Regions from separate parts of the Homo sapiens genome. Here region 2 is linked to region 1. Evidence: chromatin contacts called from ENCODE Hi-C or POLR2A ChIA-PET data. All regions are on one chromosome and are shown on one strand. The core of a region is the stretch at or near the end of the contact, and the rest is flanking DNA. Distances in the headings are between cores, read along the strand shown.

Region 1 (6,268 bases), core at 424-2,923:
GTGACTCACACCTGTAATCCCAGCTCGCTCTTTGGGAGGCCTAGGTGGGCAGATCACTTGAGGTCAGGAGTTTGAGGCCAGCCTGGCCAACATAGTGAAATCATGTCTGTACTAAAAATACAAAAAGTAGCCGGCATGGTGGCATGTGCCTGTAGTCCAAGCTACTCAGGAGGCTGAGGCAAGAGAATTGCTTGAACCCTGGAGGCAGAGATTGCAGTGAGCCAGAAGGCAGAGATTGTAGTGAGCCAGGAGGTGGAGATTGCAGTGAGCCAAGATTGCACCACTGCACTCCAGCCTGGGCGACAGAGGGAGATTCTGTCTCAAGAGACAAAGAAAAAGAAAAAAGAAAGAACCACCTGCGTGCAGCTATGACAGTCATCACAGTCACACATGGCCAATCCATAAACTTCTTCACTAGCATTTACATCTGAAAGCTTTTTCTTTAAAAGACTATTTTTCTTTGCTTTTATCTCCATATGAATGTCAAAAGGGGCACAGATTTTGGAGCAGATAGACCTGGGTTCAGATCCTAGCTTTTCCACTAAATAGTTGTAAGACCCTGGGGAAAGTACTTCATTCTTATTTGTAAAACTGTAAATGATAGAAATTACCTATGAGCGTTTTCATAAAAATTACAGAGAATGTATGTAAAGCAGTTATCTTATAAAAAATAGGCATTCCAGGCTGGGTGCAGTGACTCATGCCTGTAATCCCAGCACTTTGGGAGGCTGAGTTGGGCAGATCACTGGAGGTCAGGAGTTTGAGACCAGCCTGGGCAATATGGTGAAACCCAGTCTCTACTAAAAAAACAAAACAAACAAAAAACCAAAAATACAAAAATTAGCTGGGCATGGTAGCACAGACCTGCAATCTCAGCTACTCAGCAGGCCGAGGCAGGAGAATCACTTGAACCTGGGAGGCGGAGGTTGCAGTGAGCCAAAATCACTCCACTGCACTCCAGCCTGGGTGACAGAGCGAGAATCTGTCTCAAAAGATAAAAAAAATAATAAAAAGAGACATTCCATTATCAATAAAACGCAGCTACTATTCACCTAAATTTCATAATAGAATTTGTAGGTAATCTCCTCCTGAGAAGTCTTTTTTAGTACTCCATTATTTACCAAAAGTAAAAAAAAAAAGTCTGTTTGTAGATTTTCAAGGAAATGTCTATGGCATGTTGCACACACGGACAGCAGGCAGCATCGACCCTGGGAATCACATTTTACCCAGCACAATGTAACATTCTACAGGTAGTCTTTACCCTAAACCTCCTGTTCCTTTTCTCCTCACCATGATGAATGAAAATCCTTTCCAGAGAGAAATCCAGCCGTGAGGACATGGAGGAATGTCAGTGGTTTGGCTGTGAACGGCTATGGCGATCGCAGGACCTTCACAAACAGTGCATCTGTAACATGAAACAAAGACTATGGCGGCATTGCCACTTTCTGCACTGTCATGTGCTGCCTTTCATTCCATTACAAGGGAAGTGATTCACTTGGTCCCATTGTAAAACTAGGGGATTGGATTTTTACCTGCTTATATAAGGCTCAAGGGCTCTGCCAGTAATGGGAGCCATGTTCATTGGCATCAGAGCTGGTGTTGACAGCCAGTATGAATAATCATTTCGAGATGCAAAATTACATACATCATTGACATTGCAGAATAAGAATGGCATTGTGGTAAATCGCTGCAGGCAGCTGCCAAGAGTTCCTAATGAAACATCAGACTGAGTATCACTTTCAGTAAGTTAAAGTTATTTTCAGCATCGTTACTAGAGAGAAGCTAATTTAAATGTAACCTGCAGCAAAAGCTGGACAAAGACAACACAAAAGAGTTATCTGCAAAATGTAGTATTGAAAAGTTTTCATACTGATAGAAATCAAAGATCCAATAGGCAAACAAATCTTCTTTCTCCCACCTTTAATACTTCCGGTGGCTCTTTCTAATCGATTTAGAACATGGGGGCTAGCATAGATCAGTTGGGATAGTGTTTTTGCTTCAAAGTATTCCCACTTATTCATATGTACATAATAGCTAATAACCAAATAAAGGTTTAGAAAAGCAGTTATTTGTGAGATTGAAAAGCAAATGGGTGGGCTGGGCATGGTGGCTCACGCCTGTAATCCCAGCACTTTGGGAGGCTGAGGAGGGAGGATTGCTTGAGTTCAAGAGTTTGAGAGAAACCTTGACAGCATAGCCAGACCTCATCTCTACTGAAAATCAAAAAAATTAGCTTGGTATAGTGGTGTGTGCCTGTAGTCCCAGCCATTTGGGAGTCTGAGGTGGGAGGATGGCTTGAGCCTAGGATGTGGAGGCTGCAGTGAGCCATGATTGCACCACTGCACTCCAGCCTGGGTGATGAAAGTGAGACCCTGTGTGAAAAAGAAAAAAGAAAAAGAAAAAGCACCAAAAAGATAAATGCAGACAGGTGGTTTAGGGAGTTTTAGGGGCAAATTGTTTGCACTGAATGGGAGGAGCTAGGCTAGCATTCCTGAGCTAGGCTCCTTCCACCATTTTACATTCCAGAATGAAAATTAGACAGGCCAGTGTTTTATTTGCTCTCTTTAAAATGTATCAGGAGACACTCAAGGTTATTTACACTTAACTTCAGAGGGAAGCATCCTAGGCTATAAAGATTTACAATCTGCATGTGGAACAGCACAACTGGCAACTGGGACTGGGACATTACCAAGGTCTTGTCCGTGGGCTCGTTGATTTCCTTGTACAAAAAGAAAAGAAAACCCACTGTAGAGTGGCACTGTCCCCTCTGGACATGAAGGAATTGCTGTGGTTTGACTGTGTCGGGTGAAGACAAAGCCTCTCGTTGTCCAGGTTGCAGGTGATCCACTGTCTCCACGTTTTCCTTTCAAACCTGGCAATCCATCTGATCCAGCTGGTCCTTCAAAAAACACATTCTAAATGTTGCAACATACACAAAAATCTTAAACTCGTTTTTTCAAAGTACTAATTTAAATATATTTTATATATGTTGAGCCCATAAATTGAAAGCAATCCTAGAGAAGAGTGGCTTATAAAAATGGCCAAACAGTATTATTAAATGTTAAGCAGTTTATCACACAGTGCCTCTTCTTATCAATGTTTGTGTATATTTGATGCGTTTTTTGAGATCAGGTCTTTATCTTTGAATTCCTCTGTGAGGCCTGGCACAGTGGCCTGCCTGCATCTGGTAGGTCTTATGTATGTTTTTTATGAATAAATGAATGAATCCTCCTACAATGTGATGGGGGAAAAATCAAATATCTACAACTTAGTCTATTCGAGTAGATAACAAAAATTACTTATGGTTTTGATAAATTCACAAATTATTGCAACATTGTCTACAATAAACAATTGCAGAAAACATTGAAAGCTCTTTTTAAAGGTTCAAACTTCAAGGAAGTTTTGATCAATTTGTAAGTCAAGTAAGAAGAGAAGGCTTTTTTTTTCACTGTAATAAGGGTTAGTTTATTTATATGAGTTAAAAACAAAGTAAATCGTTTCTGTACATTTTTCTCTCTGTGGAGAAAAACTTTCTATACTTTGGAGTATGGATTTGGACAAGGCTAATCCACACTTGTCGTGTTCTAGATGAGAACCAGTGAGCTATCCTCTCTTCCATTCCTCTTTAACTTCCTTCTCCTTTCTTTCATTGAACGGCTATTATTTATGGTATTGGCATTGGCTACCACTTCCTCACTCCCATCCATTTCTGCTGCCACTGTACGCTGACTCCCTCCCCAACCAGACTTGGGCCATGGTTCTCTAGGGTCCTAAGGAATCACAGAGAAAACAGCGATGGTTAGACTTTGGGCCTACATCATCACAGGAATTAGTTTTGTTGCCCCTGGGACATCCGTGCCCCTGGGAGTCAGGCAGGGTCACAGTTTAGTCCTGACTCGGAAGTCAGGACTTTCCTCAGAAATTTGTAAAAGCCCCAATATTATGCATTTTTTCAATTTTCTCTGAATTCTGCCCACTCTTGTCTCCTCCAGGGACCTTGAGTGGTTTTTTGAAATTAAAAATAGGCCACATCCAAATTCTCCGGTCTGATGTCTTACTTGAAAAATCCAAGTTGCCATGGTTTTAATATATTGGGGAGACACATTTTTCTCTTTTCCTAACCCCTGCCCTCATTCAGAGGGAGCTATAGTTGGCCCCAAACAAAAGATGTCTCCTCATCTCTGCACAGGAATTGGGAAGTGATTAGCTGAGCAGGGCAGGAACTGGAAGTGAGCTTTTATACAAATGTGTGATATCCAATGCATTTCTGTATCTCCAAGAAAGGGGCCAGGGCTATCAGTTTATGCCAGTGCAGTTTGACTCTTAGATCCCTTTGTCATTCTTGTGAGGCCTCCATAGCATTGAACTGTCTACTTGCTAATTAGTTCTCTACAAAATTTATATTGCAGTGCCCTTGCTCTTGCTGTTGCCCCATTCTTAGGGCATTAAAGCCTTGGTCATTAAAATTTTTAAATTAATAGAATTCTTAATAAGAATGGTTTATCACTTCAAAAACCACACTTTAAGGAAAGTTGAATGATTAATAGCACTCTACTGTGCACCTATGACAATATTAAATCACATGTAGTTATGCAATTAGTATTATATTAACATCATATTTGAATTTTTAAAAATTTAAGTCTATAGTCTTTACCATTTTAATATAGTAGATCTGAGCATGATATATGTCAGTAAATTCAGAAAGCACATTTAGAATTTTTTCTTGCTTTAACAAAGTCAGCAATCCTAAAAATAGAAGATTTGGATATCGAGGTAGTTTCCAGAAGAGTGCTTTGAAACATCTGCAGAAGGTAGATGTTGATCCAGGTATCAAACTGACACATACAGCATATGTTCAGAATAAAACACTATACTTAAGAGTTCCCTTTTCAGGACACGCATGAATTGTTGAATTCTATTCAAGAATGGCTTTTTTTTTTTTTTTTGAGACAGAGTCTGTCACCCAGGTTGGAGTGCGGTGGTGTGATCTTGGCTCCCTGCAACCTCCACCTCCCAGGTTCAAGCGATTCTCCTGCCTCAGCCTCCCAAGTAGCTGCGATTACAGGCACCCACCACCATGAAGAATGGCATTTTTAAAAGATGGCTTTCTTAAAAAAGGATACTCAGTTGCTCTTCTACTCATACCAAGGTAATATTTTTCTAGCTACATACTTATGTACTGCTCCTATAAATAATTATTAACTAACAACTCCTATAAGTTATTAAAAACAGGTATTGGCCTTTTTGAAAGAACACCCATAGGACTTATTAGTTCTATTTGTCCTCAGGCTAAACTGTGCATCAGTTTGGAGCCCATCTGACCAGCTAAGAGGTCGGAAAAATACTGTGTTCCAATAATTCTTGATTCTCATCTTCCAAATGAACATTTGATCCTTGGCCTTTGGTCTGATCTGAACAACATAAACTCAAAGGCCTAGATAACTCATATAGTCACCCACTCGAACAAGACTTCTCTGTATGTCGAAATAGCACTTCTTCGGTGAGGAAACAAGCTGGGGGTTTACCTGGCTCTCCTTTAGAACCTTTGTTGCCTTTTTCTCCAGCTGGTCCAGGAGTTCCTGGTTTTCCATCCTTGCCTGGCTTACCTCTTGGCCCACAGGGTCCTAGGCAAAAACCAACATTGTATTGCATTTTATCATATAGGATGAAAAGTAAGGTGGCCAACCATCCCGTTAACCCAGGACTTTCTCAGTTTCAGGAATGAAAGTCCTGCATCCTGGGAAGATCCTCAGTCCTGGGCAAGCTAGGATGATTAGTCACCTAACTTGTTAGCCCCACTTCCCAGAAAATAAGACTCTCGAAAATGAACTATGAGGATACTAAATGCAGCAGTTTAAAATTGTGCTGCAATTTTTATTTATGTTCTTCCAGAATTCACTATGTCCCTGAATTGATCAAACAAATAAGTAATATCTTTATCTCCCAGGTGATTCAGACAAACTTAAGGCATAATCATTCCATTCAGAAGCCTATTACGATATGCTGTGCATATGTAGAGGGGTTAGTTCAATTTCCAAACACCAGTATTTTGAAAAGATTTCTAAATCATTTTTTCCTAATACTTTGCTGTACCAAATGTTAGAAAAGTATAAATTCACAGAACTCAGGTATATTCAGACAATCATTTAGAAATAGAGCCCCGAGACTGACAGTTGTCAGAGGAGATAGACATACCTTTACCTTAATAAAAAATAATAAAAAAAACATGCTGCCCTAAAGTGTATTTGTTCAAGTTATACTATGAACA
Region 2 (6,270 bases), core at 2,826-5,325, 100 kb before region 1:
ACAGGAGTCACTGGTGCTGACTGGGGTTCAAATCCTGACTCTGGGATGTACCAGGTATATGACCTTGAAACAATTGTCTGTATCAGGGATTGGCGAATCATTTCTTTTTCTCTTTCTTTTTCTTTCTTTCTTTCTTTTCTTTTTTTTTTCTTTCTTTCTTTCTTTCTCTCTCTCTCTCTCTTTCTTCTTTCTTTTTTTTTTTTTTTTTTTTTTTTGAGACAGGGTCACACTCTGTAGCCCAGGCTGGAGTGCAGTGGCACGATCATGGCTCACTGCCGTCTCAGCCTCCTAGTTTCAAGTGATCCTCCTGCCTTAGTCTCCTAAGTAGCTGGGACTACAGGTGCATGCCAGCATGCCTAATTTTTTTTTTTGGTTGGCGGGGGCGGGTCGTGGGTATTTTTTTGTAGAGATGGGGTTTTGCCATGTTGCCCAGGATGATCTCAAACTCCTGAGCTCAAAAGATCCACCAACCTTGACCTCCCAAAGTGCTGGGATTACAGGTGAGCTACCATGCCTAGCCTTGGCAAACAATGTCTGTGGAGAGCCAGCTACTGAATATTTTTGGCCTTGCTCACCATACAGCTTCTGTTGTAACTACTCAACTCTGCAACTTGTGTAGTGCAAAAATAGCCAATGGGCTGCTAGGGCTGCCATAACAAAGAACCACAGATTAGGTGCCTTAAGCAACAGAAATTTATTTCCTCACAGTTCTGGACGCTGGAAGTCCGACAACAAGATATTGGTAAGGTTGGTTTCTCCTAAGGCCTCTCTCCTTGGCTTGCAGATGGCCATCTTCTCCCTGTGTCTTCACGTGGCCTGCCTTCTGTGTCTGTCTGTCCTAATCTCCCCCTCTTTATCAGGATTAGGGCCCACCTTAATGACCACATTTTAACTTATTCACCTCTCTAAAGACCCTATCTCTATCTCCAGATACAGTCACATTCTAAGGCACTGGAGTTAGGACTTCAGCATATTAGTTTGGGAGGGACACTATAGTTAATAATAATATTGTATTGTGGCCGGGCACAGTGGCTCACACCTATAATCCTAGCACTTTGGGAGGCTGAGACAGGAGGATTGCTTGAAGCCAGAAGTTCGAGACCAGCCTAGGCAACATTGTGAGATTCCCGTCTCTACAAAAGGTATAACATAAATTTAAAAAGAAATTAGCCAGGTGTGGTGGCACAAAACTGTAGTCCTGGCTACTCAGGACACTGAGGTGGGAGGATCGCTTGAGGCCAGGAGTTTGAAGCGGCAGTGTGAGCTGTGACTGTCACTGCACTCCAGCCTGGGCAACAGAGTGAGACCCTGTCTCTAAGAATAATAATAATTATAATAATAATGTACTGTATACTGGAAATTTGCTAAGTGAGCAGTTGTTAGGTATTTCTACCACACACAAAAAGGTAGCTATATGAGATGAGGGAATGTGTTCATTTCACTGTAGAAATCATTTCACTATAGGAATATTTATTCTTTTTTCTCTCTCTTTTGGCCTGATTAAAATTTTTTAAAAAGGAAATCATTTTCCTATGTTTATGTATATCAAAACATCATGTTATATACCTTAAATATATACAATTTAAAAAATTAAGTGTCAAGGAGGAGGATAAAATTCAGCCCATAATACGTATGTAAGTGAATGGGTATGGCTGTGTTCCAGTGAAATCTCCTTTACAAAAACAGGCCCTTGCAAAATAAATAAATACATCATAAATAAATAAATAGGCCTCCAGCCAGATTTGGTGTGTGGGTCCTGGTTTGCAGACCACTGGGTGATACCATCTCCATTCCCTCCCTTCCCACCCTTTCTCATCTGCCTGTCATCAGACTCTTGCTCACATCATGCCACCTAAGGACCTCTCCCCAGGGTCACCTATGACTTCATTGTCACCTGTTCATCTCTGCGTCCTCCTATCTCTGGCCCCTCAGCAGTGTTGGCTCTGCACACATGATTCCTTTGAGAGCTTTTCTCCACTGGATTTCACATGGCCACAATTCCTACATTCCCTCCTGCCTCTCTCGCCCGCTCCTTCCCGGGCATCTTGGCTGGCAACTCCTCCCCTTCCCAGCCACTACGTGTTAGACTTCCTTAAAGCTCAGGGCTGGACTCCCTTCTTTTCTTGCTGTGTAATTTTTTCCAAGATGATCTCATCGACACCTACAATTTCAATTACCTTCTGTAAGCCAATGACTTCCAAATATATAGTTCCAGCCCGTACCTCTCCTCTGAGCTCCTGCCCATGAATCTAATCGCCTCCTTCCCATTTCCTCTTGTCAGTGTCTCTGTAACGTCTGTGTTGTGTGTCCTGGCTGTTTATGATTTGCTTTTCTTTGACAACTATAATCTCCAGGGTAAGTTTAGTTCCCTTCTAAAACCATTTCCTCGGGCCAATCTTCCCTGACCTGCCCTCCCCGCCCCACAGTCTATGCCAGACCCTCTTTCACTTGCTCTCCAAGCACACTGAGTATTTCTTCTGTATTCTTCAGAAATCCTGGTCTCTTACACCTCTTGGGTTCATTGTTCTCAGGTGGACAGTAAATTCCACAGGGCTAAGTCTACCGCCTTTCTCTTAGTATCGGAGCACTTAGCCCAGAGCCTGGCACATACGAGGGCCTCAGTAAATGCATATGGGATGATTGAAAAACTTTAAGTAAACTAATCAAACCCTCTGAGATACTGAGAATTGTTGTTTGATTTTAGTTCAGAGTATTTTGTATTGGGCTGTGCTTGTTTAAGTTGTAACCCTCAAGAAGGTTTCCTCTGTTTTTATATATATATATATTTGCCATCCCTTCTGTTTTCCTAAATTCTACCTAGGTAGAAAACTGAGATGGTTTCAAGAATGAAACACACTCTACTCGACAATTCTTTAGCTCTTGCATTTGACAAAAGGGATCAAGTTCTAGAGGATAGACCCTCTAGAGGCAGTAAATGCTCAACTATTTACTAAGTGTGTGACCTTGAGGAAGTTATGTCACCTCCTTTGTTACTCCCTGGGTTCTTCATCTGTAGAATGATGCCACTAACACCTACCTGTGTCACATGTATAGTGTATGCACAGGGTCTGACACAGTGCCTGGCAATAGTAGAGGTCCCCTATTTGTTTAACAGATTTTTTTTTTGTGCACTCAGAAATGGGACAGATACTGTTTCGGGCACTGAGGATACAGCAGTAAATGAATCAGACAGATCCTGCGCTCAGGGGGCTCACATTCTAGGGCAGGGGGGAGGTAAGTGTTGGTGGGGGAAAAGACAGGAAAGATAAAGCCAGATAAGAGCATAAAGATGAATGGGGTAGAAGTGACGGTGTTTTAGCTGTGGGGATCAGAGAAGACTCCCATAAGGTGAACAGGAGTAGGAGTCAAAGATATTCATTCCTCTATTCCTTTGCTCCTCTGCAGGGAGAAATCCTACTTCCCGTGGTTACTAGGGAGAATGCCTCACTCTAACTCATTTCTGTCTGGGTGGGAGCAGTGCCAACAGAAATAAGAGATGGGTTTCAGGAGGCTCTGGCCTTGATAGGCATATGTCATCCCACCCAGGGAGTGCAATGCAAGGTCTTGTTGGTTTCTTTATTCCATAATAGTTGATATGCAAACTAGATTAGGCACTGAGAAATGCTTCTGTGTGGCCGGGCGCGGTGGCTCATGCCTGTAATCCCAGCACTCTGGGAGGCTGAGGCGGGCAGATCACTTGAAGTCAGGAGTTCGAGACCAGACTGGCCAAGATGGCAAAACCCCGTCTCTACTAAAAATACAAAATTAGCTGGATGTGGTGGCACACACCTGTAATCCCAGCTACTCGAGAGGATGAGGCTTGAGAATCTCTTGAACCCGGGAGGCAGATATTGCAGTGAGCCAAGATGGTGCCACTGCATGACAGCCTGGGTGACAGAGCAAGACTCCGTCTCAAAGAAAAAGAGAAAAGAAAAAGAAAAAAAGAAATGCTTCTGTGTAATGGAACTTCTGTTTGGGGAGCAATAGGTAAAAATAAAACCCTAGGAAATCCCCAGGTCTCTCTCAATGGGTTTGAGGTAAGAGTTGGCAGGTTGGTTTCGCCTCTGCTTGCCTGTGGGCAGAAAACCAAATGAATCAAAAGGCAGCCAGAATGGAATAACTAGCACCTTAAGATGACACCAGGAAACCTTGAGGGTTTCGCAGGCCCTCAGGATCTAAGCAGACAGTATGACTAATTTGTCTGTGCCCTAGACTTAGCTGCCTGTCTTCCCACACTTGTGGCTTCTCCTGAAAGAGCAGGAATGGCTGTGTTGAGTTGTTGCCCTGCAAGGTTGGACTTGAATAAAATTCAAAACACTTCACATCTTTGGGACTTAATAGTTTTTCTGAAGTAAGCTCCATACAGTTTCTCCTGTATAGTCAATGGGAGGGAATAAGGAAGAATGGGATATGTCTCCCTCCAAGAACCCAGGCACATTGCGTAGCATTAATAGACCCAAACAAAAGGATTCCCCTTCTTTCTCCAGAATCCCTCTTCAGCTGCACAGCTTGCAGCCACGAGAAGGTGAGTCTCTGTTGTGGAGAGAGACACATTTGGCTGACTAGGGGTACTGAGAATTGTCAACCTATAAATAAAGCATTCAGTCAGAAATTGTTAAACTCAGAAAAGCAGCTGAGAAATTAGTAACGGTGTTACTACGTTAAGATTTAAAGAGCTGGCCAGGCACGGTGGCTCACACCTATAATCTCAGCACTTTGGGAGGCCAAGGCGAGTGGATCACCTGAGGTCAGGAGTTCGAGACCAGCCTGCCCAATGTGGTGAAACCCCGTCTCTACTAAAAATACAAAAATTAGCCAAGTGTGGTGGCACATGCCTGTAATCCCAACTATTCAGGAGGCTGAAGCAGGAGAATCGCTTGAGCCTGGGAAGCAGAGGTTGCAGTGAGCTGAGATTGTGCCACTGCACTCCAGCCTGGGTGACAGAGCAAGAGACCATCTCAAAAAAAAAAGAAAAAAAAAATTAAAGAGCAAAGCAAGGCATGTGCCCGTAGTGCCAGCTACTCTGGAGGCTGACATGGGAGGATGCTTTGAGCCCAAGAGTTTGAGACCAGCCTGGGCAATATAGCAAGACCCTATCTCTAAAACAAAATTAAATTTAAATTTAAAAATATTTATGGAGCTGAGGGTTTTTAGAAGTATTTTACCAACTTACAAATTCTTACAATTTAGCAGCTCCAACACAGGCAGAGGGCAGATACACAAGAATCACTGCCAGTCACGAGGCTGAGGAGAATTTCAACACTGGTATGCATCTGTTCCTGAGGCCAATCCCTTAGCAAGGAAATCAGACACTTCTTTCAGATGCCTAAAAGTATCAAACACAAATATTTATGCGTCCAGGTATTAAAATTCATCAAAGGACCTTTCAAGTCGTTATACTAGCTGCTGTTGTTCTGTTCAACTCTAAGTTTCAGGAGCTTAACAAGTGTGTCCCAGACCCAGCCAATTCCCTAGACCACCCAATGTACCCGCAGTGGCCAAATGTCCCCTCTTGGGGTGTGGCCAGTGAGATTCTCAACTAACTTTTCTTCTATGTCTTAATAACACAAGACCTTCTATCCCTCCTTTTTTTTTTTTTTTTTTTTTTGAGATGAATCTCACTTTGTCGCCCAGGCTGGAGTGCAGTGGTGTGATCTCGGCTCACTGCAACCTCTGCCTCCCAGGTTCAAGCCAGTCTCCTGCCTCAGCCTCCCGACTAGCTGGGATTACAGGTGTGCGCCATCATGCCTGGCTAATATTTGTATTTTTAGTAGAGACGGGGTTTCACCATGTTGGCTAGACTAGTCTCGAACTCCTGACCTTAGGTGATCTGCCTGCCTCAGCCTCCCAAAGTGCTGGGATTACAGGTGTGAGCCACTGTGCCCGGCCGTATTCTTCCATTTTTAAGATTTGAGGCCCTTCTCTTAATTTCAAAGGGAAATGACTAAGAGGTATAACTCAGGAAAGACGAGCTGAATGTTAAGGGACAAGAAACGTCAGACTCCAGAGTATCCACAATGCTTCCAGACTGATTCTAAGTCCAGTCACATTTCTGTTAAGAGTGATCTAACAAGAAGCCAACAAATTATCTAGTCTAGAATCAGGGCTTCAACTGGACAGACCATTCAATACATTGAATATATGTGTGTGTGTATATATATGTGTGTGTGTATATATATATATATATACACATATATATATATACTTTTTTTTTTTTTGAGACAGAGTCTCACTCTGTCACCCAGGCTGGAGTGCAATGGCACGATCTTG

The links. Hi-C counts contacts between places; a loop is a spot of excess contacts on that map. ChIA-PET counts read pairs that join two places held with the same protein, here RNA polymerase II (POLR2A). Pooled maps may share reads with other maps.
Region 2: a pooled map shows a loop between it and region 1 (2.4-fold over the local background). The contact joins two enhancer-like sites. A Hi-C loop is called at or near these places in 2 of 50 pooled maps. POLR2A ChIA-PET finds 5 or more read pairs at or near these places in 2 of 52 experiments (AG04450 and WTC11).

The regions. Positions count from the first base shown.
Region 1 is chr2:227,304,341-227,310,608 of GRCh38, reverse strand. COL4A3 (collagen type IV alpha 3 chain) reads right to left here. Exons shown (of 52, transcript NM_000091.5): 47 at 5,526-5,624; 48 at 2,690-2,899; 49 at 1,533-1,710; 50 at 1,291-1,405. It overlaps MFF-DT (MFF divergent transcript), which reads left to right. Exons shown (of 14, transcript NR_102371.1): 2 at 4,954-5,149. Among named protein-coding and RNA genes, the nearest start is that of MFF-DT, 18 kb to the left of the region's middle. Within about 2 kb of position 1,673, at least 2 of the 41 ENCODE cell types and tissues checked have a DNase peak (open chromatin) inside an H3K27ac peak, as active enhancers do.
Region 2 is chr2:227,409,361-227,415,630 of GRCh38, reverse strand. No RefSeq gene overlaps it. Among named protein-coding and RNA genes, the nearest start is that of SCYGR1, 25 kb to the right of the region's middle. RefSeq lists an enhancer at 3,822-4,021. Within about 2 kb of position 4,075, at least 4 of the 41 ENCODE cell types and tissues checked have a DNase peak (open chromatin) inside an H3K27ac peak, as active enhancers do.